2 separate regions of the Homo sapiens genome follow, and region 2 is linked to region 1. The links are chromatin loops, found by intact Hi-C in ENCODE. Cell type or tissue: heart right ventricle. All regions are shown on one strand. Links, peaks and the distances in the headings refer to the core of each region. The heading gives the core; the rest is flanking DNA. Region 1 has its middle 500 kb from the start of KDM4C. Region 2 has its middle 250 kb from the start of DMAC1.

The links. Peaks named below come from ENCODE experiments on the same cell type or tissue, not always from the same donor. Only the 100,000 strongest peaks of a DNase experiment are listed, where the experiment ranks them.
Region 2: it touches region 1 in a loop (2.6-fold over the local background); 28 of 110 quality-filtered maps call a loop at or near these places.

The regions. Positions count from the first base shown.
Region 1 is chr9:7,252,271-7,268,126 of GRCh38, forward strand. No RefSeq gene overlaps it. Among named protein-coding and RNA genes, the nearest start is that of KDM4C, 500 kb to the left of the region's middle. In heart right ventricle, for the core only: a CTCF peak has its summit at 7,775; no DNase peak of the experiment used is centred there.
Region 2 is chr9:7,540,475-7,556,330 of GRCh38, forward strand. It overlaps the pseudogene PPIAP33. Among named protein-coding and RNA genes, the nearest start is that of DMAC1, 250 kb to the right of the region's middle. RefSeq lists an enhancer at 8,482-9,077. In heart right ventricle, for the core only: no CTCF peak of the experiment used is centred there; a DNase peak (open chromatin) is centred at 8,907; H3K27me3 peaks cover 1,230 bases.

The DNA.
Region 1 (15,856 bases), core at 4,503-12,502:
TCTCCATGTCTTTTCATTGCTTGATAGCACATTTCGTTTTAGTACTGAGTAGTATTTCATTGCCTGGATGTACCACAGTCTATCCGTTCACCTACTGAAGAAGCAACTTGGTTGCTTGCAAGTTTTGTCAATTATGCATAAAGCTGCTATAAACATTCTTGTGTAACTTTTTGTGTGGACATGTTTTCAACTCCTTTGGGTAATACTAACGGGCATGACTGCTGGATCATATGGCAATAGTATATTTAGTTTTATGAGAAACTGCCAAACTGTCTTCCAAAATGGCCGTACAATTTTACATTTCTACTAGCAATGAATGAGAGTTTCTGTTACTCCACAGACTTGCCAGCATTTGGTGTTGTCAACGTTTTGGATTTTGGCCATTTCTATAGGCGTGTTGTGGTATCTCATTATTGTGTTTTTATTTATTTATTTATTTATTTATTGTTTTTTTTTTTGAGACGGAGTCTTGCTCTGTCGCCCAGGCTGGAGTGCAGTGGCACGATCTCGGCTCACTGCAAGTTCCGCCTCCCAGGTTCAGGCCATTCTCCTGCCTCAGCCTCCCAAGTAGCTGGTACTACAGGCACCTGCCACCACGCCTGGCCAATTTTTTTGTATTTTTAGTAGAGACGGGGTTTCACCGTGTTAGCCAGGATGGTCTAGATCTCATTATTGTTTTAATTTGCATTTTCCTGAAGACATATGACATGGTGCACCTTTTCTTTTCTTTTTTTAATTATACTTTAAGTTCTAGGGTACATGTGCACAACGTGCAGGTTTGTTACATATGTATACATGTGTCATGTTGGTGTGCTGCACCCATTAACTCGTTATTTACATTAGGTATATCTCCTAATGCTATCCCTCCTCCCTCCCCCGACCCCACAACAGGCCCCGGTGTGTGATGTTGCCCACCCTGTGTCCAAATGTTCTCATTGTTCAGTTCCCACCTATGAGTGAGAACATGCGGTGTTTGTTTTTCTGTCCTTGCGATAGTTTGCTCAGAATGATGGTTTCCAGCTTCATCCATGTCCTTACAAAGGACATGAACTCATGCTTTTTTATGGCTGCATAGTATTCTGTGGTGTATATGTGCCACATTTTCTTAAACTAGTCTATCATTGTTGGACATTTGGGTTGGTCCCAAGTCTTTGCTATTGTGAACAGTGCCGCAATAAATATACGTGTGCATGTGTCTTTATAGCAGCATGATTTATAATCCTCTGGGTATATGCCCAGTAATGGGATTGCTGGGTCAAATGGTATTTTTAGTTCTAGATCCTTGAGGAATCACCACACTGTCTTCCACAATGGTTGAACTAGTTTACAGTCCCACCAACAGTGTAAAAGTGTTCCTATTTCTCCACATCCTCTCCAGCACCGGTTGTTTGGTTGTTTCCTGACTTTTTAATGACCGCCATTCTAACTGGTGTGAAATGGTATCTCACTGTGGTTTTGCTTTGCATTTCTCTGATGACCAGTTATGATGAGCATTTTTTCATGTATCTATTGGCTGCATAAATGTCTTCTTTTGAGAAGTATCTGTTCATATCCTTCACCCACTTTTGGATGGGGTTGTTTGATTTTTTCTTGTAAATTTGTTTAAGTTATTTGTAGATTCTGGATATTAGCCCTTTGTCAGATGGGTAGATTGTAAAAATTTTCTCCCATTCTGTAGGTAGCCTGTTCACTCTGACGGTAGTTTCTTTTGCTGTGCAGAAGCTCTTTAGTTTAATTAGATCCCATTTGTCAATTTTGGCTTCTGTTGCCATTGCTTTTGGTGTTTTCGTCATGAAGTCCTTGCGACATGGTGCATCTTTTCATATGCTTGTTTCCCATCAGTATATATTTTTTGGTGAGGTGTCCCTTAAGGCCTTTGGCCCACTTTTTATTCATGCTGTTGTTTTCTTACTATTGACTTTTAGGAGTTCTTTGTATATTTTGGACAACAGTTCTTTATCAGATGTCTTTTGCAAATGTTTTCTTGCAGCACATAGCTTGTTTTCTCATTCTCTTGACATTGTCTTTTGCAGGTAGAACTTTTTAATTTGACTGAAGCCCAGTTTATCAATGATTTCTTTCATGAATTGTTACTTTGGTGTTTTATCTAAAAAGACATCACCATACCCAAGATCATCTAAGTTTTCTCTACTGTTTTTTTCTAGGAATTTTATAGTTTTGCATTTTATATTTAGGTCTATGATCCATTTGTGATAATTTTTGGAAGGGTGTAAGATCTGTGTTTAGATTGATTGTTTCACATGTGGATGCCCAGTTGTACTACCACAATTTGTTAAAAAATTTTTTCCACTGACTTTACTCCTTTGTCAAAGATCATTTGACTATATTTACTTGGGTCTATCTCTGGGCTCTCTGTTCTGTTCCATTGACCTATTTGTCTGTTCTTTTACCAATACCACACTATCTTGATTACTATAGCTTTATTGTAAGTCTCAAAGTTAGATAGTGTCAGTCCTTTCACTTTATTCTTCTCATTCAATATTGTGTTGGCTATTTTAGGCCTTTTGTCTCTCATGTAAACTTTAGAATCAATTTGTTGGTATCCATAAAATAGTGTGCTAAGATTTTGAATGGGATTGCATTGAACCTGTAGGTCAATGGGAAGAACTGACATCTTGACAATGTTGAGTTTTCCTATCCATGAACATGGAATATTTTTCCATTTATTTAGTTTTTCCTTGATTTTTAAAGTCAGATTTTGTGTGGTTTTCCACATATAGATCTTATACCTATTTAATTTTTTGGGAAGTGCTAACGTAAATGTTAGAGTGTTTTAAATTTCAAATTCTACATATTCACTGCTGGTATACAGAAAAGTGATTAATTTTTTTTTTTCTTTGAGATGGAGTCTGGCTCCGAAGCTCAGGCTGGAGTGCAGTGGCGCGATCTCGGCTCACTGCAACTTCTTCCTCCTGGGTTCAAGCAATTCTCCTGCCTCAGCCTCCTGAATAACTGGGACTACAGGCACATGCCACCACGGTGGGTTAATTTTTTTTGTATTTTTAGTAGAGACACGGCTTCACCATGTTGGCCAGGATAGTCTCGATCTCCTGACCTCATGATCCACCCCCCTCGGCCTCCCGAAGTGTTGGGATTCCAGGCATGAGCCACTGAGCCCAGCCAATTAACTTTTTATATCAGCCTTGGATGCTGCAATCTTGCTATAACTATATATTAGTTCTAAAGGTTTTAAAAAAATCAATTCTTTTGGATTTTCTGCATAGATGCTCATGTCATCTGCCAAAAAAGACAGTTTTATTTCTTCCTTTCCAATCTGTGTACCTTTTATTTCCTTTTCTTGTTTTATTGCCCTAGCTAGAACTTTCAGTACAAAGTCAAAAAGGAACAGTGAGAGGAGACATTCTTGCCTTGTACCTGATCTTAGTGGTAAAGCTTCTAGTTTCTTACTGTTAAGTGTTATTTTTAGCTGGAGATGTTTTGTAGATATACTTTATTAAGTTGAGGAGGTTCTAATTTATTCTTAGTTTTTTGAGAGTTTAAAAAAAATCATGAATGGGTGTTGGATTTTGACAAATACTTTTTCTGCATCTATTGAAATGATCATGTTATTTTTCTCTCTTAGCTTGTTGATGTGATGGATTACATTAATTGAGTTTCAAATGTTAAACAAGTCTTGCATATGTGAGATAAATCCCACTTGGTCGTGGTGTATAATTTTCATACATTGTTGGATTCAATTTGCTAATATTTTGTTGAAGATTTTTGCATTTATGTTTGTGAGATATATTGGTCTACAGTTTTCTTTTCTTGTAATATCTTTGTCTGGTTTTGGTTTGAGGGTAATACTGGCTTTATAGGACAAATTAAGAAGTATTCCTTCTGCTTCTATCCTTTAGAAGAGATTGTAGAAAATGGGTATAATTTTTTCTTAAATATTTGGTAGAGTTCTTGAATAAACTCATCTGGGCCTGATGTTTTCTGTTTTAGAAAGATATTAATTATTGATTCAACTTCTTTAATAGATATAGGCCTATTCAAATTGTCTATATCTTGTGTAAGTTTTGGCAGCTTATGTCTTTCAAGAAATTCACCGTTTCATCTAAGTTATCCAATTTGTAGGCATAGAATTGTTTACAGTATTTCTTTATTATCCTTTTAATGTCCATGGAATCAGTAGTCATGTCCCTTCTTACCCCTTTGATATTAATAATTTGTGCCCTCTTTTTTTCTTAGCCTGACTAGACGCTTATCAGTGTTATTGCTCTTTTCAAAGAACCAGCTTTTGGTTTTCTCCACTGATTTTCTGTTTTCAATTTCATTGATTTCTGCCTAATTCTTATTATTTATTTTCTTCCGTTACTTTTGATTTAATTTGCTCTTCTTTTTCTAGTTTCCTCAGGTAGAAATTTAGATTATTGACTTCAGATCTTTTTCTTTTCTATAAACTTTCTTCTAAGCACTGCTTTTGCTGTATTCCACAAATGTTGATAAGTTGTGTTTTCATCGTCATTTAGTTCAAGTAGTCAATCAAAGTTTTGACTTTAAAATTTTTCTCAATGTTTATTGCTTTTTATTTACCTTTGCTTTTTATTATTTTCTTCATTTAAATTACTCTGGGTTTATTTTCTTTTTCTTTTTTAGCTTCTTATGATGGAATCTTAGGTCACTGATTTTTGTGACAGATTGCATTTTCCCTAGATGACCATAACAATATCTTTCATCCTACCTCTCTTCTAGAATTTTACCACACTCCATCAAGAGTAAAGTATAATTTTTCTCTTCTTGACTTTTAGGGGATTGTGAGTCACCTGTAACCAGTATAATGCAGCAGAAGAGATGCTGTGTGGCTTTCCAGTTAGGACATGAAAAGTGATGAAATAACCTCTGCCTTGCTAGCTGTTAAGTTTTATTCTTGGAACCTAAGTCTTCACATAAGAAGCTCAGCTACTTTCAGGCCACAGTGCTAGGAGGAAGCCAAGCTATGTGGAGAGGCATGAGTAGTGGGCAGTTCTAGCTTTTGAGTCCTCCAAGTCCAGGAGCCAGAAATATGAGTGAATGAGCATTGAGATGAATCTAGTCCCAGCCATTGACTTCTCCTCAGACTTTGGGTTGTTTCAGCAGATGCCCCTTCACTCTCCAGATACTGTAGGAGCCCAAAATGTAGGACCCTGTGTTGTGCTTCTTGAGGTCATCCTCCAGCAAAAAGACTGTACGGAAAAAAAAATATCTCATGCAAGGCAATTTCCTTCTTCCAAGTGTAAACTTTCTCCTCCAATTTCTGCTTCTTTTGGTGACTCTAGAGCCTTTGAGTGGGTAGGTCTGATAGAAGCTTCTCAGCACTTACCAGAAGTGAAACTCAGCATCTATCTTTCAAATCCATGAAATTATATTATCTATATATTAACAGAGCATTAATCTGTTTAATACAAATACTTTGTATTTGTCAAAGTTTTTGTAAATTCATTTAGGATTTTTCTCCTTTTAAAATATATAAGGAGTCTCACTTTTGAAAGTCCAGTCTCTTAGCTCCCAGAATGAGGAGAACCTGAGCTTAACTTTAGCTGCTCTCTCTGCCTCTGAGTTCACACTGGAGGTTCACATGTCCCATCTTAGATTACAGGCCTGGGAAAGCTTAGCAGAGTTACCTTTCTCTCAAGGTATAATTTTAGGATATAGCCCAATACACCCAACAAATAAACAAGGAGGAAATAAGAAAAGTGAAGGCTTCTAGGACTCAAGGAAAAATAAATCAGAAAATATCCTCAGCATCAGATTCTTTTGTTTTTTTGAGATGGAGTCTCGCTCTGTCACCCAGGCTGAAGTGCAATGGCACGATCTTGGCTCACTGCAGCCTCTGCCTCCCAGGGTTCAAGCGATTCTCCTGCTTCAGCCTCTCTAGTAGCTGGGATTATAAGCACCCACCACCATGCCCGGCTAATTTTTGTATGTTTAGTAGAGGTGGGGTTTCACCATGTTGGCCGGACTGATCTTGATCTCCTGACCTCAAGTGATCCACCTGCCTCAGCCTCCCAAAGTGCTGGGATTACAGGCATGAGCCACCAATTCCCACCACAAGAGATTCTTAAAGCTACAGATGGGAGGGGCTGGGGCGGTCAGAGAAGGCCTCACCTCTGGCCCATGCTTCTGCACCGGGGAATTTGTCTCTGCATTCTCATCCCTGTCTGGGCTGCACTGAGCTTGTTTCAGCAGCACTGAATGCCATCCACTTCTTTGTAATGTCTAGCTTTTGCTTGGAACATTTTTGCCTGTGGTGGAACATTGCATTCAGCTCTTCTCCAGGAGGTAGGGACAAAGATGGCTTTGCTGGAAACAAAAAGTGAGGCTTTTCCTCTTAAGTCAATTGGAGCTTATTATAATTTATTAAAAGTGCAATTCTGGTCTGAACCTGAAATGGTGATAATGGCTTAATGGTCACATAAATGAGTGTTGAAATATGCACAGCTGAAAAGGGACTCACAATAAAAGTGGAGAAGAGGTAATGATGCAGAAAGAGGACCAAAGTTTCTGATTAAAGTCATACCTAATCCACTGTGGAGGTTATCACCAAAAATTAGAGAAACTATTTGCTTACAGGGAGATTGGTAGTGTGGAGTGTGTGTGTGTGTGTGTGTGTGTGTGTGTGTTTAGGGGGAAGGGTGGATGTGGGAAGATGTGTAATATGAGAATGGGCTAATTAGAGAGACTGGAGGAAAATTCAGGATCTTCCCACTCACTCGTTTTCTCTTCAACTTCTATACCCATTTTTTTTTTTAACCAAAAAAGCACAGACCCAACTTATGGTGTATTGCAAATAGTCAAGATTCGGATTCAAGCAGCCCTACCACTTTCTATCTATGTGGCCTCATTTTTCTAATCTGAATAATGTGAAAATGATAAGCAAAGCTGAAGGACTGCTGTGACAACAGCAGATAAGATAAACTGAATGAGATAAACTGTCCAAACATACCTAATACAGTGCCTGGCAATAGTAGCTGCTGAAGCTGGCTTAGTTTAGTCTCCTATCACCCTTATCTCCTGCTCAGCCAGGCCAGTTTCTTTTACCCCTAATTCAAGTGGTAATTGAATTTGTTGTTACGGTTCTAGCATTTCTGTGTTGCATAAAATTACAAACTCATATAATATTTAACGTGGACCGATCATAAAGTTCAAGGGACTTACCCACCATCTTTCAATTTGTTATTGAATCAACAAGTATTTATTTAACTCTGTGTGCCAACCATGCTAAGCATTAGGATAGGGCAGTGAACGATATTGACCCATTGCTTGTTGTTTGTGGAGCTTATAAACCAGTAGAGAGAAAGAAACCTTAAGCAAACTGTTATTACAGGTGATCCATGAGAACAGTGCTCCGTGGTAAGAAGGAGAAGGGAAGAGCTCAGCAAGTGAGCACAATGGTGAACTTGATATAGACGTGGGTGTCAGGGAGGAGAGCCCCAGAGAAGTGGCTTTGGGTTGAGCCCTGGAGGATGAGGAGGAGTTAGTTTGGTGAAGAGTGGGAAGAAAGGAGAGAAGACACCTTTGAGGAGCTGAAAGGTGTCAATGTAGCTGGATAGGGATGGGATGAGTGGGGAAGGGTTGAGGGAGTTGTGAAAGTTGGCTGGCTGGGAGCTGTTGGGAGGAGAAGCTCAGGAGAAGTTGAAGAGGTGAGGTAGGCAGGGGCCAGATCATGCCATAGAGGCATGTCAAGGCATCTGACAGCACAAGACAAAAACAATGTACAGAACAGGACTTCCTTTCCTTGGGTCTTCTGGATGGTTCTCTGCTGCCCTCTATGTTAATCCAGGGCTGTGAAATTCTCTGTAGCGTAAGCATACGAAACTAGTTGAGGGTCTCAAGCTAACATTTTAAAGGAATCAAAATTAAGAAGTCATTTCTCTCCAAATGGATTAATGAAATGCCAAATAATGGATCTGAGTGCTGTTGAAATGTCGGAGTGCTCTTGCTCCTTTCTAGTTGGCAACAGGCCGGAGTTGAATGTTGACAGCAAATTGTACAGATTTTTATTTTCTTAAAAAAACAACTTACTTAACCTGCTTTTGAGAATGTTCTCGGAGAATGCTTCTTTAGAATCTCTATATACAGTGCATGTTAACGGCAGGGAATCCCTCATAGAAACTCAAATAAGCAACTCTGGAATTAAATTAGCCCCCAGCTATCTTAAGCAAATATCCTACAAGGGCAATTGTGTTATCTAACTGGCCAGTTGATTCTTGACTTTTTCAGCTTCAAGAAAGAATTTAAATGGCATCCCTGTGTGTTACTCTCATTTCAAATCCTCTGGAGCAGATAAACATTATCATGAAACTGGCCAAGGATGAAATTTAAATAAGTAGTGATTGGAAACGATGACAGTAAGAGTTTCCAACCCACAAAAACAGACAAATTAGTTTAATTAACTGCAAAATTTGGAGGACAAAGATACGGGGAAAATTATTTATGTCGATGTGTAATGCATGCTCAATATTTTTGTAAACAAACGTGTTAGGAAAAAGAAATCCTACCAGTATAATTAATCCTTAAAAATGTACCACCAAAGAGCGACTTGGAGCCAAGAACATGTTTTTGTCCTTGTAAGTTACTGTCCCTTTAAATGGCAATACAAATGGAAGACCTGTCCTCACCAAAGAGGGTCTTCCTCTGTTGTGCCATCACACTACACTGCCAGACTGTGATTCAACCATCGTGTGTATTCGTTTGGGGATCATGATGGTTTCTCATGTGGTTGAATCATTGTCTGAATAGAGAAAATAGAGGCTGACTTCATGTTGGAAGCAGCCATGTTTTACTGACGATTGGAGGGAAAAGAACTTTAAATAGATAGCAGGGCATACCATGCAGTAGTACAAAGCCATGACATTGGCCCAATAGTTAGCAAGAGATATCTGCAAAACCATGTGGATAGCTAATTCTACATCTCTCCTCCCTCATTATGAAGCCAGGGTGTTCTTTTCAAAAAATTTTTAATCTCAATAGATACAGGTGTTTTTTGGTTATATGGATAAATTGTATAGTGGTGAAATTTGAGATTTCAGTGCACCTATCACTGTAGTAATACACACTTTACCCAACATGTAGTTTTTTTAATTCCTCACCCTTCTCTCACCTTACCTCCTTCTGAGTTCCCAATATTCATTATACCACTGTGTATGGCTTTGCATACCCAGCTTGTTCTTTATGTAATTCTGTTATGCATGCACACATATGTGCACATTTAAACTCTGATTTGCTCTTCTGTTACTCTGGTTGTGTAGATGAGGACTTATCCTAATGTAATAAGTCAGAGATGAGTGTGTTTTAAATCTGGAGAACTAGGAGAACATTTTGGCAAGACCAGGGTGCAGTGTAGTTCATAGGGAAGATCTGTTGATTTTGTCTGCCCAGCAATCCTTTTCTAACTCCCCTGACTTTTCTCCCTCCTCCCCTCCCCACCTCTCCTTGCACCACCCTCCTACTAGTCCCTGTGGAACAGGTAGAGCTGCCAATCACAATGTACCCTGGTTATGGACTGTAATTCTGGCCCTGGCCAATCGTAATACCCTATTTCTCTAAACACAAGGATTAGTTCCATAGCAAATTTTATAATTTAAACAGAGACCATCAGAATTCATTCCTAGGAGTGGTATACAGATATTGGGAGAGGGAGTATCTTTCTGCTGGAGAAATAAGTTAGGAGGAAGTAACTCTAGGGCTGCTGTTTCCATCCTTTTTCAATCTGCAGGTGCCAAGCTGAGAAGAGTGAGACACACAATTTTGGCATAGTTGAATCCCAAATTTCAGGTTCTGAGGCTCAGGTCCTTACAGTTCTTTCCTCCCCTCACCTCCCCTTCCCTCCCCTTCTCTTCGCTTTCTCCCCTCCCTCCCTCCCTCCCTCTCTTCTTTCCTTCCTTCCTTCTTTTCATTCAACAATTATTATTGAGGATTTATGATGTTTCAGACAATTTTTTAAGGGTGCAGGAAATTATGGTGAGAAAGATTGACAAGGTCTTAGTTTTCTTGATCCTGATATACTAGGGAGAGGAATTTGACAACATTAGTAAACAAATAATTACAATAACTGCAAATAAGGATAAGTACTATAAGGAGAATAAGATGAAGGGTGATGTAATAAAGTCTGGCTCAGGGATGAGAGGATAGATAATTTAGCTGGAGTGTTCAGGGAAAGCTTCTGTGAGGAGGTGATAATTGAGCTGATGCCAGAAGGACAAGAAAGAACTAACCATGCAGCAATCTGGAAGGCAAGAAGATCGGCAGAAGGCATAGCCAGAACAACAGTCTCACAAGGAAAAGCTTAGGGTGTTAAGAGCAGAAAAAGTAAATGATGGCAGAAAAAAGGGAAGTAGGCAGGAGAATGTGGAATAAGATGAGTTTGGAGACTGTGTAAAACTTATAGTCCCTGGCCAGGGATGAAATTTTATTCAAGTCGCTGCAGGAAGATTTTTAAAAGAAGAAGATGCCATGATCAAATTTGAATTTGAAAAGGATTACTTTGTCTATTATATGAAAATAATTACAGGGAGGAAAAAGTGAAAGCCAGAAAGCCAAGTCAGTGTTTTGCTCTTATATTAATTAGGATGATTGTCATTATAACAAAATTAATCAGACTAGGATTGTATTATTATTAATACACAAACAGTCTCACGATGACTCTCCAGCCTCACAAATATCATTGAGGACCCATGCTCTTTCTGTCTTTTAGTGTGTTATGCTCAGCATGTTAACTTGGCTTTTAGGCCTCTACGCTCTTGTTTACAAGACGGCTGCCTCGGATGGTTCTAGGCTTCTCAGGTAGATACACAATATCTAGATGATGAAGGGACTGTCCTCTAGTGATCCTCTTTTTCCTGGCAGTGACAACCCTCTCCAAAGCCTCTTCCCAACCCAGAGATCAGGAAAGGGTCACATGCCAAAGGGGCATAGAATCACTATGTTTGTATTAGACCCATTGTGGTTCATTCCTTTCCAGGAACACATGGAAGGGTGAACATCAAACAAAATAAGGATTTATCAACAAGGAGGCAGGGATGTAACTAATAGTGTCTGCCATGATTGATTTGATTACTCTGAATAATCCAGATAACTTAAAAAATACTTAAAAAAATTCCTACCATCCCTAATCTTTTTCCATGTTAATCTCTGATAGGCAGGAGAGACCTCATGATGCTAGAATATATGATGCTACTCTAAATACCTTTATCACCGTTTATTGACCTTTGAGAACTATAATCCATAGTAGACTTCTCTGAATTGTTATTTAACAACTCTTCTTGACCAAGGAGCCTTGTTTTTGTCATCTCTGAGTTGCGTGGGGCCAAAGATGGTGACTGGCAAGTTTAGGTCACATTGTGGCTGTTTGTGGGTTGGTGCTTCTGGCAGTACTTTGAGATTGTTTTGGCTCATCACTCTCCTGGTCCATTCCCTCTTTCTTTTTATCTCTTTCACGTCACCTTCAATGCTGCTGCTGATCCTCCTTCACCGCATTGTTTATCCTCTATTTAGCTGCAAGAGAGTTATTTCTTAAGGAGCCCCCATACAGCAGTTCTGGTTTCCCTTCCAAAGCAGTACTGCTACTTCTATCCTAAGGGCGATCTCATCGTCCTTCATAACAGAGCCAGCATAGTCATTTCTTGCTGAAGTTAGTCTGACTTTGATTTCTGTCACTTGTTACCAATGTTCTGACCTAAATATATTTGTCTGTATAGATTGCATTCTAGATGGGGATAGAAAGATAAGTATAGATAAGCAAGGCTTAAAAAGGAAGATTGCTGTGTCCTAGTTAATCAGCTGAGTCAGGGACAGTGCTGGGCAGAATTTTTTTGGTTGTCAGTTTTGTGGTCTTTCCACTTTCTTGAAGCCATTTTTGTGAAATTTTCTTCTCCAGCCAGCCTCAGTCTTTATTTAAAATTACTTAAGTCAGTGTCACCAGGCTTTCCCTAGGGAAACAGGCAATGGCAAAGTCCACTCTTGCACAAAACTCTTGCAACTCTAGAGTCATGCTGTGCTGAGTCTCCAAACCAGAAATCCCCTTTAACTGGACCCTGTGTCTGACTTGATACAAAGTCAGGTAAATAGCTACTCAATTGGAGAGATTCAAGAAGTTACAAGACCTTCTTGCTTTCCATCTCTCCACAAGCAGCTGAAGTTACAATACCCCTAAAGGAAACAAAAATCCAACTGTCATCTGGGGAGGAGGGAGAAAGGATGCCCAATAACTCATTATCACGTTAGCTTGAATTTGTTCATCACATTAGCTGATAAATGTATCACTCAAAGTGGACAGTAAATGGGCCACAGATTATACGCATTTTTAAAAGGCTGATGTTTGAGTAAAACGGAGTCTGGGACAAGACGACAGCCTCTTGGGGTTAGAAGGAGTCCTCAAGTTTGTCTCGTTTTCTGTTTGAGACTTTGTAATCCAGGGATGCATAATCTGGGGTATAGGCTTTAGAAGGTTCACAAACACCCTAGAATAACATGGAAGCTTTATGTGTCTGAAAAATTTTTGTTACAGTGGGTTTGCTATGGCTCGAATGTGTCTTCCAAAGTCCCCGAGTTAGAAACTTAAGCCCCAGTGTAACAGTGTTGGGAAGTGGAGTCTAATAAGAGGTGATTAGATAATGAGGGATTAATGTCACTATTGAGGTAGTGGGTTAATTATCAAGAGTGGCTTTGTTATAAAAGTGAGTTCAAGCCTTTCTGGCTCTGTCTTGTGGGTGCTCTGCTCTTTTGCTATGTGAGTCTCTCCACTATGTTATGATTCAGCAAGAAGGTCTTCACCAGATGCAGCCCCTTGACCTTGGACTTCCCAAACTTCAGAATTGTAAAAAATACATTTCTTTTCTTTCTAAGTTACCCAGTCTGTGGCATTCAGTTATAGCAATACAAAATAGACTAAGCCAGAGTTAATGGGTTTCATTAGATTTTCAAAATGCTTCTGTGACTAAAAAGGGTTAATGTCACTGAGGCCCAACCTCAACCCCTGCTTTTTATGAATTCTTATACATCAGAGCCCAGTGCAGGAAAATTCCAGTAGCAGAGAATTCCTCCCTTCCTCTCTCCTTCCCTCCCTGTCACTTTCCTCACTCCCTCTCCCTTTCCCTTTTGGATAGCAGCCAGCCTAGTGCCAGCTTCTCAAATTGGAGTATGCAGGCCCCTAAGAAAATGTGAAGGGAGATGGGAGGCTTCAGGATAAACATGGACCATTTTCCCAGAATGATACTTTTGCTTAAAGATTTTGATGAAAACTTTATTCTAGTACTTAAGAAAAATACTAATCTAAGATAATAGAGCAAGCATGTAAAACCAACATGAATTTGAGAGCCAAAACATTATACTGACTTACACTCAGCAACTCCTCTGGGCTCTGTCTATTCACCTTGATGTATCATTTCACTCTTGCTATGGGATATTTAGGGAGACTTCAGTAGAAAATTTGCAGAGGCACTGGCTTATTAAAAAAGGCACAGTTTCAGGCTGGGTGTGGTGGCTCATGCATGTAGTCCCAGCATTTTCGGAGGCCAAGGTGGGAGGATCATTTGAGGCCAGGAGTTCAAGACCAGCCTGAGTACCATAGTGAGACTCTGTCTCCATAAAATAAATAAAAATATTAGCCAGGTGTGGTGATACATGCCTGGCTACAGGGGAGGGTGAGGTGGGAGCCTGACTTGAGCCTAGGAGGTCTAAGCTGCAGTGAGCCATGATTATACCACTGCACTCCAGCCTAATTGACAGAGCAAGACTCTATCTCAAAAAAAAAAAAAAAAAAAAAAAAAAAAAAAAAAAAAAAAAAGACAGTCTGTAGAGTAGAAGAACCTAGCTCTACCTCCTGTTAGCTCTGTGTCCTTGAGAAAATAGTTTTAGCTTCTGGGAGGCATCTTTTCCTCATCTATTAAATAAGGATAATAAAACCTCCCTTACATAAGAGTTGTGGGTTTCAAGGAAATGAGGACTGAAGGGCCCTTGGCTCACAGTAGGCCTGTTCTAAATGGCACTTTCCCCTCTATTTACATGATAAGCTGTAACCTGCCTCATGGAAACTCTCTCACTGGTCTTAGTTTTGTCTTCTGGGATCTTGGGAGTAAGTATATCCAATTCCTCCCCTTGCAACCCAATCCTTCAGTCATATTTTTGAAAATGTGCTAAAATATGCATAATATAAAATTTACTGTTTTAACCATTTTAAGGTATACAATTTGGAGACATGTTGACATTCACAATGTTGTACAACCATCACCACTATCTAGTTTTAGAACCTTTCTATCACAAACAGAACACCAGTGCCCAAACAGAAGCCCCAGACTCATGAAGCCATCACTCTCCATTCCCCCTGCCCCAGCCAGTGGCAACCAATAATCTGCTTTCTGTCTCTATGGATCTGCCTTTTCTGGCTGTTTCATATAAACAGAATCATAGAATTCATGGCTTTTAGTGTATAGTTTCTGCTTTCCTCAAGCTCTCAGAAATGCAAGACCAAGAAGAGCTCAGGCTAGAGGAAGGCAGTGTGCACTAAGAGAGGCAAAGACAAGCATATTTCACCTCACAATGTAGCCCCGGCCCCCTACCCCTGTTCCTACACCTGGTAGTCAAAGTCTAGCCATGTTGCAGCAGGCCACAGGGCCTGGCACCAGCATCTGCATCATTCATCTGAACGATGAGTCTGAGGCCAGGGGCACTGCTAGATCCAAGGTCGGCTTGGGCAGCAGGTGCCTGGGAAGCGATCGTTCAGGCTGGCAGAGTCCAGCTGGATGCTGTGCGCTGTTTATCCTTGTATGGCACAACAGAGCCTCGTTACAGGAGCAGCACTTGGGCACACATTCACAGGAAAGACAAACCAGCCTGGCCTGGCCGTGGCCTTTGGAAAGACAGAGTCTGCTAATGTGTGCAGCCAGTGAGCTGCATGGGTAATTAAATCACTCCCAAGGAAAACCTTGTTTCAGCACTAAAGGTCACAGCTATGATTTGTCTGTGATTCTTTGTCAATACGTTTTTCTAACCAAGTACCACATAAAGAGTCCATTATATGGGCTTTGGTGCTGCCTGCACGCCCAGGGATGGGAACGGAAAAATCTGTGGGCTGGCCCTGTTAAACGCACCGTTTAACACGGTACAATTGCTCTCCAGCCTCAAGTCTGCCTTTTGTTTACTCAAGACCTAATTCACGTGGGGGGCTGGGAAATTAGTGTAACTAGAAGTTTAGGGTCTCATAAAAGGCTTTAACTAGTTTCACAAAGATATTCACAGATGGCTGCACAGTAAACATTGTAAAGGACCAGAGCTGGGTGAGAAGTTGAGAGAATGGAGCCCTAAATTGTGCTTGTGTTCTCTCTCACGGTTTTGAGTTGGTAACAGTGAATCACTGGGATAGGCACCAGGATTTCTTTTTTCCCCTGGGCCCTTTCCTGTCCTTTCTCACAGAGAGGACCTGGAGAAACCGCTGCATCAAACACCAGCTCAGGGCTTGAGAGTTGCAGGCACTTTCACAACCTCCTTTAGGAAGCCAGGTGTTGAGTGATGGCTCAAGCAATTGGGCCCCATCTGTGGTAGCAGGAATGCTCCAGAATCACAGGTAGCATTGACCATGGTTATCAAAACTCCGTAGAAACCAAAGAGAGTTCCTGGTGGCTCAAGGAACAGCCCAAGTAGAGAAGAGTCTCCCTCAAGCTGATGGAAACTCTAACTCAGACCCCATCTCCTCCAGGAAGCCTTAAATAATCTAGAAGCTTTATTTTTCTCTCAAGTAATGTTAAAGCAGGGCAGCTTCATGATAGTGTCAGAGACTGAGGCCCCTTTCATCCTTTTGTTCTTCTACTTTTTAGTGCATGCTTTTTGTTTTAGCTGGGACTAGGTTTGTTGCATT
Region 2 (15,856 bases), core at 4,999-12,998, 290 kb after region 1:
ATGAGGGTTGTCTTGTAAACAGATTCCTATTACTTTGGTTCAACCATTGAATTTTCTTTAGTCACTGATCCTAAGTGTTCATTAATTCCACTAGCTCTAGAGACTAAATTCTCACTGAACATTACTGCAAAATGCAAGTCAAAAGCAAGGGCTGTGTCTGTTTCGTCCTCTAAAAAATGCCCCCTAAGGAAGGCGAAGTGCTTGAGGGAGCTCCAAAGACAGGATTTGATGAAGATAATGATGATAATGATAATGTTAGGGTAATGGAGATGGCAGTGATGGTGATGGCAGTATTGGATTTATTCCCTGTTTGGATGCTGAATGAAGATGAGAACTGTGGTGTAACTTGTCTTTCCAGGTGTATTGAAGGCATTTTGCGTTTTTTAACAGGTGCACAAAAATATGTTCACTGGGGAGAGAGTTTGCTAGACATTCTAGCTTGGAAGGGCAGCTGAGGAATGAATGGACCAGACAGATTTATCCATCTGCCAGGAAAATGAAGTAAACCTGCAGCCAGTGCAGGGAAAGAATTTGAAGGTAACCTGGCTTGACTACAAATCCAAGGCCAGTTACGTGATTTTGGGTGATCATGTAAATTCTGTCTCCATCTCCTCATTTGTAAATGGGATATAATTTCCTACCTTTCAGGGCTGATTGTGAAGATTTAGCTGAGTTATGGGGTAGAGCTTCCACATAGCTTCTAATGCATAAATTAGTCTCAAAAAATATTGTTATCCTCCTCACCTTCCCCATGATCATCAGTTTGCTTACCTAGAAAATGGGATAATCATATGTGTATCACATGTGATAATGTATGCAAGAGCACTTTGTAAAACAGAATCTTATAATCTTGCAAGTATTAAGTATACCCTGGTAAAACATGGGCTATTAGGAGTAAGCAGAGTCTTTCAAAAGTCCTTAGAAATCTTTGGAGTTTTTCAAGTTTCTCCAACTTTGAATACAGATTCAATGTCAACGTCATCCTCCAGTGGAGAGCTATAGTCATTCTTTTGAATGGTGGGTCATGGGGAGGCTGGAAGGTGGAAGCAGAAGGTGAGATATTGAAATTGCCCCTTTGGAACTTGGTTCTGCCATCCTAGCTATGGAGGAAATGCCGATCCATCTGTAGCCAGTTGGGGAGAAAGAGCAAGAGACGGAAGCACTGCAGAAGAGCTGCCAGGAATTCATGAGGCTTTGCAAAGTTCATCTGTTTGATGATTGCCACAAATGGCAAAGAGAGCTGGGCCTCAGCTACAGAGAGGGAGGCTGACGGGGGATTGTCATTGCTAAGCCCTGGAATGTCTTTTGAGAATGGTTCTGAACTGGTCACTTCTCTTAATGGCTCAAGCGGGCCAACTGTGCAATGCCCACAGCTTCTACCAGCTCCTGCCAGCACCTACGCTGCCTGCCCATTTGTCCCTTAGCTAGAGCTGCATCATGGCAGCTCCCTCTGCAACCAGCAGACAGAAGGAGAGAGGTGAGGCCCTTCAGTGTGGCTTCAGGATGATCTGTCTACATTTGGTTTCCCCCTCAACCTGATCAGCATGCTAATAACTCCCTTCCTTCCTGCCAAAACTTTTTATTGAAAAATTAAACCATCTTGTCTTTATTTTAGATTGTAAACAGGCAAATTAATTTTATTGGTTAAACCACTCTGGAGGAAGAAGGGGGCTTTTTACCTTCCATGCCATGACATCATCTCATCTGTCACCTTTTAAAAGCCCTGTGTTTGAAATCAACCCTCTTGGCAGCCTCTGCACTGGGCGGTAGCAGCATTACAAAGAGAAGGGGGAAAAGGCCATAAAATGAACTGACTGTTGGAAATTTAGTGATATGGCTACAAAGAATCAGGCAGGAGAGCCAGACCTGTAACAGCTGCTCCAGTCTTAAGAGTCTCAGCTCTGGAGGCAGCCAGCTCCCAACACATCATACACTATGGCAGATGCCGACTGCAGCAGGAGCATTAGTGGTTATTAGAATGGGGATAAGGTTTGAAATTGTGTTTGGGCCAGTGTGTGAAGGAATGACTGTTCTCTTCCATTCAACCACTAGGGAAGTTAGAAACATCTAATCTAGGAAGGGGTGAGTTTCTTTCCTTAACTCTGCAAATGGTCTCTTCTCTCATATGATTCTCAGGTCCTTGGGCCTTGAAAAGTTTAATCAGCACACTTCTCTCCCTAGTATCTACTTCTACCATAGTCGAGGCTACCCTGTTTTCATTGCTAGGCTCCTATAGTCTTCTGATTGTCATGCTGTCTCGGGTCGAGATTCCTGAGAAAAAAACCATTGAGATGGAGATTTGTATGCAGAAAGATTACTGAGGACTGCTTCAGGAGTCACTAATGATGAGGAGTGAGGGTAGCAGGATCGGGCAGGAGGAGAACTGAAACTGTGATGCAGTTGCCATGAGACCTCAGCTGATCCCACAGGGAGCTCTGGAGCTCAGATAGCCCTTTAGAGCCACCTCAAATAAAGCCTTTGTAGCAATGCTGATTAGTCATCTGATGCCAGCTGTCTCCAGGGAGGGACATAGCCTCCCTGTGGCAGCTTCCTTACGCCAAGGGCTAGTCTCAAAAAGGGATTTAACTGTGAGTTGTCAGCAACCAACAGTTCTGTAGCTGGGGAGATGTGCCTCAGTCCTGAAGTGGGGACCTGGGATACACATCACGGTGTCTACTATCTACGCATCACGGTATCTACAAATGTGGACTGCTCCCCATTTGCTCTTGTGCCCTCACTGTCTGTTCTCTCTCCTGTATTCTGAATTATCTTTCCAAAATGCAGTTGAATATGCTTTCCTTCTGCTGATAAAGTCATCAATGATTTCTTATTGCCTCAAGGTAAAGATCCAAATCTTAAGAGCTTTGCAAGAACTGAATCAGTATGACTCTGCCTGGATTTCAGCCTCTTCTATCTCTATCTCTCTTAGTGTGTCTCTACACTTAGGCAAGGGCTACTGTGCATGCAGTTCTCACTCTCTGCCATGCCTTTCTCCCCCTCTCTCCCATGGTAGAGGTTTTCTTTTTCTTTTTCTTTTTGTCATCCAGTGTTCCACTCCTCTTCCTGGTTTTGGGAAATCCTATTATGTGACTCAAAAGGAGGGAAGCCTATCTCTTGGGCACCTGACCTAGGTTTGTACAGCTGGGAGTTTCCACTCCAGGCTTTGTATCTTGACTTAGTGACAAAAAGCCAAAGGGACAATGGGACTTAATTACTGACCTCAGCAGCCACATCATGGAGCAGGAGTGGCTATGTGCTTGGGAGCAAGTCCAGGAGAGTTTCTGCTGCCAGCTTCTCTTGATTCCTGACATTTTCTGAGTTTATTCCTCCCTCCGGTCTTCCTGTAATTTGGTGCATCACCCAGTATCTTCCTTATTCATTCCTATTTTGGTACACTTTTGCTTTATTATTCATATTTTTGACATCAACTCATGAATAACTTACTTAGGGAAGCTTTCAATGGTGCCCCTATCCAGTGTAGGTCAATTTCCCTCTCATATCACCAAGTTCTCTTCCTCCTGAACACTTATGTATCAGTTTGTAATCAAACATTAATGGAAGTGATTATTTGATTAATGTCTATCTTTCCAATTAAATTTTGAATCTTCTGAGAGCAAGACTGTGTTTATTTTTGTTCACCTTTTTTTCCACCTGTCTAGCACAGGGTCTAAAACTAATATCCAAGCACACATTTTGATTAAATAAAAGAATAATGACAGTCAATAGGAATTGGCTGGCTATAATTTTTTTAAAATGAGGAAGATATGAATATTGAGGAGAAAAGATGTATTATTTTCCTGGAGGACTGAGAAAGCACCATCTTTGTTAGGCACTGTCTTCATGCACTTGTCAATAATTTTCTGTGTTTCTTCTCTTTCTCCCTTTTGTGACCTGTCCTAATGACATAATTGATTGCCTCTCTTACACTCTGATCCTTATCACATTTTAGAAGGGCTGAAAAATTCCAGCTTCACATTTTTTGGATCTGGGTTTTCCCACTCTTTAGACACAACTTTGCTTTGCTTTCCTTCTTACCCTTAATTGAACCCTTTAAAGAACTACTGATGAAATCAATAGGCAGCCTATGCGTGGAACCAGATTCTTTTACAGAGACTTCATTAGATTGCCCTGGAGAACTGCAGTGACAAAGATACTCCTTCAGTAGAAAGAGCATTAAATGAGAGTAGCTCCTGATTGTTCCTTTTTTTTTGGGTTTCTACCAAGCCTCCCATTTCCAACTTCTGGGCTCAAACTTATTGTCCTTTCCATTTGATCCTTGCTAGGAGTTTGGTTTTCAGATGGCCTTGGGAGGTCTGAGGCCAGAGATGGATAAATGCTATAATGATAGCTGTCCATTACCACACAGCCACCAGGATGTTTGTGGGGAGGATGAGCAGGGTTGAGTTTCACAATCTGGAGGCCACTTCAAATAGCATGACCCAGCTTTCTCCCACATCAGAGCACACGGGCTTCCAATGTGTTCTCTTTGCACAGAACTCCTTGTTATCTCTGGTCCATGGGTCCAGGGCCAACTTGGAAAAGGGATCCACTGACTTCCTCTGTCAACCTCCCCACCTCTTCCCAGGGCCAAGATACCAACACCCAGAGCTAGTCCTTATGGTGGCATCAGTGAACAGGGAGATTATCCATAGGGAAAGGTAGTTTTTGCTCAAGAAGACAGCTTTCTCTTATCAGAAACCACTGGTCAAAGAGAAGGGAACAGAGGGAGTATCCGACGGGCTCCAGAGCTGTGTTAGGCAGTTTTACACAGGTTGTTACTGGATTCTCACATTATCCTTGACAAATAGGTAGAATTATGACTACTTTATAGATTAAAATATTGAGGTTCAGAAAGGGCAAGTGACCAGGCCACAATCACACAACGTTAAAGTAGCAGAGCAATGATTAAAATTGAAGATTGATTCAAAGTCTGGGCTTTTCCCATCCTTCCAAGTTGTCATGCTGAAAGGGCACTATGGAACACAGAATTCCTGTGCCTGCTAAGAACTCAGCCTGGAGGAGACTTCTGCTTGCATGCAGTGCTAATCTCTCTTATCTATGGATGCTGCTTGGCATTGGTCTGCTGGCACTGCTGCACCCCATATGTCTTGGGATGTCTATATTCAGAACATTTTTCTGGGTATCCTATTTTTGATTGGCATGGTATCTAAAGCAGACAGGATGGTGTTGTGAAAATTGAAGGGAGCTTGCTTAAGAGTTAGAAAGTCCAAGATTTAGATTCCAGTTCTGTCATTTACTAGTTGTGCGATTATGGGAAGTTGCTTTACTTCTCTAAGCTGCATCCTCAAAATGGAAATCCTATTACCTTTGTGGCAGAATTTACTTTGTAATAAAGTCACGCTTCCTTATTTTCTTTAAGTTAATTTATAATATATCAGATTCTAAGCTCCCTTTTACCTGGCGCATGAAAAAAGTTTTCCTCAGACATCATAAGGGCTTCCCCTGTTAGGGTTGCGTAAGACTTATGTGTGGAAGACATACATTTGTGGTATGTGCAAAATGGAGGATGGGATTGGAGGGTTGAGTAAGGATTCCTGTACCAGCTAGGTATTCATAAAACCACCAGTATGTTCTGTTCTGTGATAAATTGTGGCGGGGGCTGGGGGGAGAGGAGAAGAGAGAGAGAAAAACACAGAGTCAGTCCCTAAAGCTGAGGAGGCAGATAAAGTTACAATCAAGTGTGATGAATATTATTATAGGGGAAGCACATGGGGTAACTATACTAGTCTGGTGGGGAGGTGGTATCAAGAAAACTTCTTAGAGGAAATATCATTTCAGCCAAAAGCCTGATTACGTCAAAGCAAGGCAGCAGTGAGGAAGAGTGTTTCAGGCAGAGGGAACAGCATGTGCAAAAGACAAAGTATAGCCCTGTTTCAAGAACTGAAAGAGGTTCATTGAGACTGGCACAGACAGCCAGAGGGAGGGAGGCATGAGATGGAGTTGGGCAGTTGGGACCAAATAGTTTGTCTGGTGTGGTCTTGTTATCAAGGCTCACAGGCTTCCCTTGAAGGATTTACACAACAACCTTATCTAAAGGAAACATTTATAAAGCAGAAGGAAAAATGCCCCACATGAGATTAATTGTTATAATTCATGTATATATTTGTTTCTTTAAAATGTTTTTGAACACTTTGTGTCAGACACATTTCTGTAGGAATCATCTCATTTAAACATCACAGTGACTTAATGAAATAAGCACCATTATCATGCTTAATGTATAGAGCAGAAAGTTAAAGCTTAGTGAGGTCAAGTAACTTGCCCAAGATCATACTGTTCATAAATTATGAAACCCTAATTTAAATCTAGGTATTCTCATTCCAGAGCTCTCATTTTTACCTTCAAATTTTCAAATAGCTGATCACATAAGTTGCCTGTTAGCAGAAAGCAGGATCCTAGGAATGTATACAGAAGATAAACATGTTTTGATGGTGAGAGGAAGCTAGTTTTGGAGAGCTGTATTAGAGAAAAGTGAGTGCCTCTAAAAGGAGCAATTATGATACTGATATGTGTATGTGTGTGTGTGCACGCACATATATGTGCCAGGGTGAGGTGAGTGATATAGTAGGTTGAGATCCTCAACCAACATTTTTCAAACTGCTCTGCAAAGATTTCTAATCTCACATCTGTTAAGACATATTTTTATGAAAAAAAGAGGTCTGTAGTCAAGTAAGTCTAGAAGAATCTTGGAGAATAAGATTAAATTTCTTTACCGAAGAATTTCTCAGTTCGTTTAATATACTATGTAATATATGACACTTTAAGAGGGGATTAGCATTTTTCAAAGGTAATTAATACCAGCACCTATTATTATTTGCACATTTATTAAGTAATAATGCCATGGATAACACAGGTTGAGCATACTGTTCTAAACAATCTTTGTAAATTTTATGATTTCACATTAGTGAAATTGATTATAGTAGTTAGTACAGATGACCTTACATATCTTTGGGTTCCATATCCACAGATTCAACTAACAATGGATTGAAAATATAAAACAATATATATATTACATATATATATACATAAATATATATAACAATAAATATAGTATTACAACAATTTACATAGTATTTACATTGTATTAGGTATTATAAGTAATCTTGAGATGGTTTAAAGTATACAGGAGGATGTGCATAGGTTATATGCAAATACTGTACGATTTAAATCAGAGACTTGAACATCTACAGATTTTGCTATGAGGGCAGTGTGTCCTGGAACAAATCCCCTGCAGATACAGAGGGATGACCGTATAATTCTGTGAATAACTTTTGATAAACATCTTCTAGAGGGATATTTTCTTTGAGACACAGGGATATTTTTGTTGACTTGTTCATTTTAATAGGAAAGGATCTTTATTACTGCTTTAGGGCAATATTTGTGCCCTTATGCCAATCTGAGCCTAAGGGAAAAGCACTTGCTTCTCCAGATACATTTGAACGGTTGTAGATTAATCAGACCGTCACTATTTTATTACAATGTATTTGCAGAGGTGAATGAATTTGACACAGGAAGGCTCCAAATTAGACTTTAAATCCAGGATCCAGAACCTCTTGTCCCACAACATAAAGTCTTTTGTGTCAGAAAGGCTTATCCAGGTTGTAAAGTTGAACAGAATGAGGAGTGGAGTGAAAATCTGGCTTTTCGAATTAGCAACAGCACAGAATGGAAATACAAACAGAACAAGAGGGGAAGGAGAATTTACTGAATTGTAATTTCCTTTTAAAATGTGTTCGGAGGGGCCTTCACTTTTACCACAATGTTCATCCATTAAGCTTTCTCTTTTTAGCAGTAAGCATTGATTTGTGAAAAGAATGGCTCCTGCTGGAAGATGAGAAATTCGTTTAAAAAAGAAAACTCTATGTCTTCTAGTTTATGGTTTCTTTTTTAAAAAAATCAAAAAGAAGAAATTGCCAACTTAATTTTGCGTGTTTTCACTGGGATTTGTTTTTCAAATTCTTGGACTGTTTCCATTGATAGAAACAATTTCGATGCATATGGTTTGGCAGGGAAATAAGATTTTTTTGATCCCCAATAATTGTTTTCTTTAATGTTTCAAATTCAAAAACAAAACAAAACAAAAATTCCAAAAGATAAAAACTTGCTAAAGTTTGAATGTTTAACTCTTCTAAATTCATCCTTAAGAATCATGCCAATGATACGGAAACAACCTTCATATGATTTTCAAATGGATCAGAAGGAAGAACCTTCACCAAGTGGAGTAGAGTGCACCTGGTTCCATTTTTTGAGATAGGGGCACAGGTACATCTGTAGATACTTGTTCCCAGTGACTCAGGGTGGCTGTGGTAGGAAGGAGGAAATGCCTTAAAAGACACATAGTTCTTGTAAAATACAGGTAAAGAGAGCTACTCAGTCCACCTTGCCTCAATCAAACAGTAATCTTGTGACATAAGTGTTTCCATAATCTCCATTTTATAGGTGAGAAAACAGAGGCTCAGAGAGTTAAACTGACTTGTCCAAGTTCACAGATTGGGCAATAGAACTAACACTTAAATCGAACTGTATTAGGGTTCTCCAGAGAAACAGGACCAATAGAAAGTATATGTATAGAAAGAGATTTAGTACAAGAAATTGGCGAGGTGGCTGGCACGATCCATGGAGAGGAAGGAAGAGCAGTGTGGTGTGACAGCCCACCTGAGAGCCACACAGGGCAGGGAAGCCCCCACTCCCCAGCCAAGGGAGGCGGTGAGTGAATGTGCTACCCAGCCTGGGAAACGGTGCTTTTTCCATGGAACTGTGCAACCCATGAATCAGAAGATCCCACTCACGAACCCACATCACCAGGGCCTAGGGTTTCAACCCTGGAGCTGAGCAGATTCTCAACAGCCTCTCAGCTTCCTGCTTAAGCCTGCTGAGCTCCTGGGGGGAGGGGTGACCAGCACCACAGCTGTGGCTGCCTGCTGTCTAAGCCTTTTGAGCTCCTTGAGGGAGGGACAGCAGCCAGCTCTGGGACTCTTAACTGCCTAACACAGCTCCCTGGCTGGGGGAAGGGTGGCATCCATCTCCATAGCTCCAGGCTGTGCTTTTCCCCTGCTGGAGCCAGGGAGGCTGGACGTCTTGGCCCCTAGAGGTGTCCCCCACCATTCAAACACACGGGCTGTGGCAGACTGCAGGCAGAACATCTCTTCAGGCCTGACCCTGATCCATCCTTTCTCACTGGGTGGGGTTTCCCTGCAGGAACTCCAACAACTTCAGCCAGAGACTCAGGGACCCAACCCAGATCTTCCTGAGCCTGAGCCCCTAGTGAGAGGGGTGGCCGCAGTCTCTGCGGACCAGCAGACTTACCCTTTCTTCCTGGTAGTTCTGAGGAATCCAGGCAGCCCAGATGAGTGGGTTTCCCCCCAGCAAAGCACACCCCCTCCACCAAGGTGTCATCAAAGTGCTTTGTTAAATGGGTCCTCTTTTCTGTGCCACCCAACTGGGTGAGACCCTCCAACGGGGGTTGTGAGACACCCTATACAGGAGCGATCCTACTGGCATCAGTTTGGTGCCCCTCAAATTCAGAGATCCCAAAAGAAGAAGCAGGCACCCATCTTTCTTGTTCTCCAGCCTCCTGAAGTGACATCTCCAGGCACAGGAGGGAACCCCCTGCAAACCATGGCAGCCTTACAGAAGAGGGACCTGACGCATTGAAAGAAAAACAAAGTGACAACAATAGCATCAACAATAAAAAAAGTCCCCACAAAACTCCATCCAAGGGTCAGCAGCTTCAATGATTGAAATGAGACAAACTCAAGATGAGAACGAGTCAATGAAAAAACGCTGAAAACCCAAAAGGCCAGAGTGCCTCTTCCCCTCCAAATGATTGCAAAGCCTCTCCAGCAAGGACACAGAACTGGATGGAGGATGAGATGAATGAATTGACAGAAGTAGGCTTCAGAAGGTGGGTAATAAAATACTCTCCTGAGCTAAAGGAGCATGTTCTAACCCAATGCAAAGAACCTAAGACCTTGATAAAGGTTAGAGGAGCTGCTAACTAGAATAACCAGTTTGGAGAGGAACATAAATGACCTGATGGAGCTGAAAAACACAGCACGAGAACTTTGTGAAGTATACACAAGTATCAATAGCCAAATCCACCAAGCAGAAGAAAGGATATCAGAGTTTGAAGACTACCTTGCTGAATTAAGGCATGCAGACAAGATTAGAGGAAAAAGAATAAAAGAAATGAACAAAGCCTCCAAGAAATACGGGACTTCATAAAAAGACCGAACCTGTAATTGACTGGAGTACCTGAAGGAGATGAGGAGAATGAAAAGAAGCTGGAAAACGCACTTCAGGAGAACTTCCTCAACCTAGCAAGACAGGCCAACATTCAAATTCGGGAAATACAGAAAACACTGCTAAGATACTTCACGAGAGGATCAACCACAAGACACATAATCATCAGATTCTCCAAGGTCGAAATGAAGGAAAAAATGTTAAGGGCAGTCAGAAAGAAAGGCCAAGTCACCTACAATGGGAAGCCCATCAGACGAACAGTGGACCTCTCAGCAGAAAGCGAAAAACAAAAACAAAAACAAAACAAAACAAAAAAAACAGGGTTGCAATCCTAGTCTCTGACAAAATGGAATTTAAATGAACAAAGATCAAAAAAGACAAAGAAGGGCTTACGTAATGGTAAAGGGATCAATTCAACAAGAACTAACTATCCTAAATGTATACGCACCCAGTATAGGAGCACGCGGATTCATAAAACAAGTTCTTAGAGACATACACAGAGACTTAGACTCCCACACAGTAATAGTGGGAGACTTTAACACCCCAATGTCAATATTAGATCAATGAGACAAAAAATTAACAAGGATATTCAGGACTTGAACTCAGCTTTGGATCAGGTAGACTTGGTAGACAGCTACAGAACTCTCTACCCCAAATCACCAAAATATACATTCTTCTCAGTGCCACATGGCACTTATTCTAAAATCGACCACATAATTGGATTTAAAACACTCCTCAGCAGATGCAAAAAACTGAAATCATGACAGTCTCTCAGACCACAGTGCAATCAAATTAGAACTCAGGATTAAGAAACTAACTCAAACCACACAATTACATGGAAATTGAACAACTTGCTCCTGAATGATTCCATGGTAAATAATGAAATTAAGGCAGAAATCAGTAAGTTATTTGAAACCAATGAGAACAAAGAGACAATGTACCAGAATCTCTGGGACAGAGCTAAAGCAGTGTTAAGAGGGAAATTTACAGCACTAAAATACCCACATCAGAAACTAGAGAGATCTTAAACTGACACCCTAACATCACAATTAAAAGAGCTAGAAAGGCAAGAGCAAACTAATGCAAAAGCTGGCAGAAGATTAGAAATAACTCAGATAAGAACAGAATTGAAGGAGATAGAGACACAAAAAACTCTCCAAAAAAATCAATGAATCCAAGAGCCAGTTTATTGAAAAAAATTAACGAAACGGACCACCAGCTAGACTAATAAAAGAATCAAATAGAAACAATAAAAAATGATAAAGGGGATATCACAACTGACCCCACAGAAATACAAACTATCATCAGAGAACACTATAAATACTTCTATGCAAATAAACTAGAAAATCTAGAAGAAATGAATAAATTCCTGGACGCACACACCCTCCCAAGACTAAATCAGGAAGAAGTCGAATCCCTGAAGAGACCAACAACAAGTTCTGAAATTGAGGCAGTAATTAATAGCCTACCAACCAAAAAAAGCCCAGGACCAGACAGATTCACAGCCAAATTCTACCAGAAATACAAAGAGGAGCTAGTACCATTCCTCCTGAAACTATTCAAAACAATTGAAAATGAGGGACTCCTTTCTAACTCATTTTATGAAACCATCATCATCCTGATACCAAAAATGGGCACAGACAAAAAAAAAAATTTTGGGGCCAATATCCCTGATGGACATTGATGTGAAAATCCTCAATAAAATACTGGCAAACCAAATCCAGCAGCACATCGAAAAACTTATCTCCCATGATCAAGTCAGCTTCATTCCTGGATGCAAGGCTGGTTCAACATAGCAAATCAGTAAACGTAATACATCATATAAACAGAACCGAAGACAAAAACCACATGATTATCTCAATAGATGCCGTAAAGGCCTTTGATAAAATTCAAAATCTTTTCATGTTAAAAACTCTCAGTAAACTAGGTATTGATGGAACATATCTCAAAATAACAAGAGCTATTTATGACAAACCCACAATGGGCAAAAGCTGGAAGCATTCCCTTTGAAAACCAGTACAAGACAAGGATGCCCTCTTTCACCACTCCTATTCAACATAGTGGTTCAACCTGGAGGTTCTGGCCAGGACAATTAGGCAAGAGAAAGAAAAAAAGGTATTCAAATGGGAAGAGAGGAAGTCAAATTATCTCTATTTGCAGATGACATGACTTTGTATTTAGAAAACCCCAACATCTCAGCCCCAAAACTTCTTAAGCTGATAAGCAACTTCAGCAAAGTTTCAGGATACAGAATCAATGTGCAAAAATCACAAGCATTCCTTTACACGGACAACAGACAAGCAGAGAGCCAAATCATGAATAAACTCCCATTCACAATTGCTACAAAGAATAAAATACCTAGGAATACAGTTATCAAGGGAAGTGGAGGACCTCTTCAAGAAGGACTACAAACCACTGCTCAAGGAAATAAGATAGAACACAAACAAATGGAAAAAAATTGCATCCTCATGGATAGGAAGAATCAATATCGTGAAAATGGCCATATTGCCCAAAATAGTGTAAAGATTCGCTGCTACTCCCATCAAACTACCACTGACATTCTTCACAGAATTAGCAAAAACTACTTTAAATTTCATATGGAATCACAGAAGACACTGTATAGCCAAGACAATTTTAAGCAAAAGACAAAACAAACAAAAAACAAAGCTGGGGGCATCACTCTCTCTGACTTCAAACTATGCTACAAGGCTACAGCAAGCAAAGCAGCATGCCCAGCATGATACTGGTACCAAAAAAGACATATAGACCAATGGAACAGGACAGAGACCTCAGAAACAACGCCACACATCTACAACCATCTGATCTTCAGCAAACCTGACAACAATGAGCAATGGGGAAAGGATCTCCTATTTAATAAATGGTGCTGGGAAAACTGGCTAGCCATATGCACAAAACTGAAATTGGACCCCTTCCTTATACCTTATACAAATATTATTAACTCAAGATGGATTAAAGACTTAAATGTAAAACCCCAAACCATAAAAACCCTAGAAGAAAACCTAGACAATACAATTCAGGACATAGGCATGGGCAAAGATTTCATGACAAAACCACCAAAAGCAATTGCAACAAACGCAAAAGTTGATAAATGGGATCTAACTAAACTAAAGAGCTTCTGTACAGCAAAAGATACTATCATTAGAATGAACAGGCAACCTACAGAATGAGAAAATTTTGCAATCTACCCATCTGACAAAGGTCTAATATCCAGAGTCTACAAGGGACTTAAATTTACAAGAGAAAAACAACCCGGCCAAAAAACGTGAAAAAAAGCTCAATATAATGGATTATTAGAGAAATGCAGAGAAAAACCACAATAAGATACCATGTCACGCCAGTCAGAATGGCAATTTTTAAAAAGTCAAGAAACTAATAGATGTTGGCAAGGCTGTGGAGAAATAGGAACGCTTTTACCCCATTGGTGGGAATGTAAACTAGTTCAACGATTGTGAAAAACAGTATGGCGATTCCTCAAAGATCTAGAACCAGAAATACCATTTGACCCAGCAATTCCATTACTGGGTACATACCCAAAGGAATATAAATCTTTATAAAGACACATGCACATGTATGTCTATGGCAGCACTATTTACAATAGCAAAGACATGGAACCAATCCAAATGCCCATTAATGATAGACTGGATAAAGAAAATGTGGTACATATACACCGTGAAATACTATGCAGCCATAAAAAGGAATGAGATCATGTTTTTTGCAGGGACATGGATGAAGCTGGAAGCCATCGTCCTCAGCAAAGTAACACAGGAACAGAAAATCAAACACTGAATGTTCTCACTCATAAGTGGGATATGAACAATGAGAACATATGGACACAGGGAGGGGAACAACACACACCCAGGCATGTTAGAGGGTGGAGGGACAAGGGGAAAGAACTTAGAGGATGGGTTAATAGGTGCAGCAAACCACAAAGGTACACGTATGCCTTTGTAAAAAATCTACATGTTCTGCACATGTATCCCGGAACTTAAAAACAAAAAACAAACAAAAAAGAAATTGGGTCACATTGTTGTAGAGACTGACAAGGGTCAGGATTTGCAATTGGCAAGCTGAAGACCCAGGAGGGCCAATGTTTAGTTCTTGTCTGAATCCAAAGGCCTAAGAACCAGGAGAGCTGATGATGTAAGTTCCAGCAGGCTTGAGATCCAGGAAAAGCCCATGTTTTAGTCCAAGTTCTAAAGTCCAGAAAAAACCAATGTCCTAGCACAATAGCCAGGCAGTGGGAATTTCCTCTGACAAAACCGTTTTGTTCTCTTTTGGTCTTTAGTTGATTGGATGAGGCCCATTCACATTAGAAAGAGCAATCTGCTTTATTGAGTCTACTGATTCATAAGGTAATCTCATTCAGAAACATCCTGACAGACAAACCCACAATTCTGTTTGGCTAAATATCTGGGTATCCTACGGCTCAGCTAAGTTGATACATAAAATTAACCACCACACAGGTCTTCTGAGTCTAAATTCCAGGTTCTGTTGGTTTAATTACAATATTAAATCCCCTTTCTGAATCCATTTTTGAAGCTGCTCTTGTCCATGCTCTTGTTATGTACATATTTCTTCAACAGTTTTACCTATCGTAGTTCATGATGTTTGTATGCATGACTCTGTCGATCAAGTCTTTCTCTTCACAAAGTTTTATGTTCATATTGATCCTTTACAGATAAATAAAACTAAAGGGCTTGCTTCCCCTGGCCACCCCCCACCCCCGCCCCCCGCCCCGAGTCTTGCTCTGTCACCTAGGCTGGAGTGCAGTGGCGCAATTTCGGCTCACTGCAACCTCCACCTCCCAGGTTCAAGTGATTCTCTTGCCACAGCCTCCTGAGTAGCTGGGATTACAGTTGCACATCACCACGCCTGGCTAATTTTTTTTTGTATTTTTAGTAGAGATGGGGTTTCACCATATTGACCAGGCTGGTCTTGAACTCCTGACCTTGGGTGATCCACCCGCCTTGGCCTCCCAAAGTACTGGGATTACAGGCTTGAGCCACAGAGCCCGGCCAGACTTAAGGACTTTTTGTTTGGTTGTTTTGGTCTTTTTTTACCCGCCGCCCCTCAATGGGACACTTGGCCATGTTTGCAAAACATTTTTGGCTGTAAAAACTGAAGTGGGAGGGTACTTCTGGCATGTAGTGGGAAGAGGGTAAGGATGTGGCTAAACATCTTGCAATGCATAGAATTGCTTCCCACAGCAAAGAATTAGATAACCTCCAATGTCAATTATGTCAAGGTTCAGAAACTCTGCTCTAGTGTAAGTGTCCTTAGGGTTCACTGTGGCTTTTGGGACATCTGTACATACCATGAAAACATATGCAAACTTATATATATTTAGCATGTACTTTTTTTTTTTCTGTGGAGAGTCATGGCTTTCTTCAGATTATGACAGCTTCATGCCTTCCACGGTAGGTGTGGTATCTTGATACCTAATATCAAGCTTCTTCTCTTGTCCCTTCCTGCACTGTAGAAACTTGATGGTTAGAAACTATCTGTATAGTTATTGTAATGGATATAAATTTAGTTCTCCCAAGTATATGCTTTAGGTTTATAAAGCTGAAGTGAG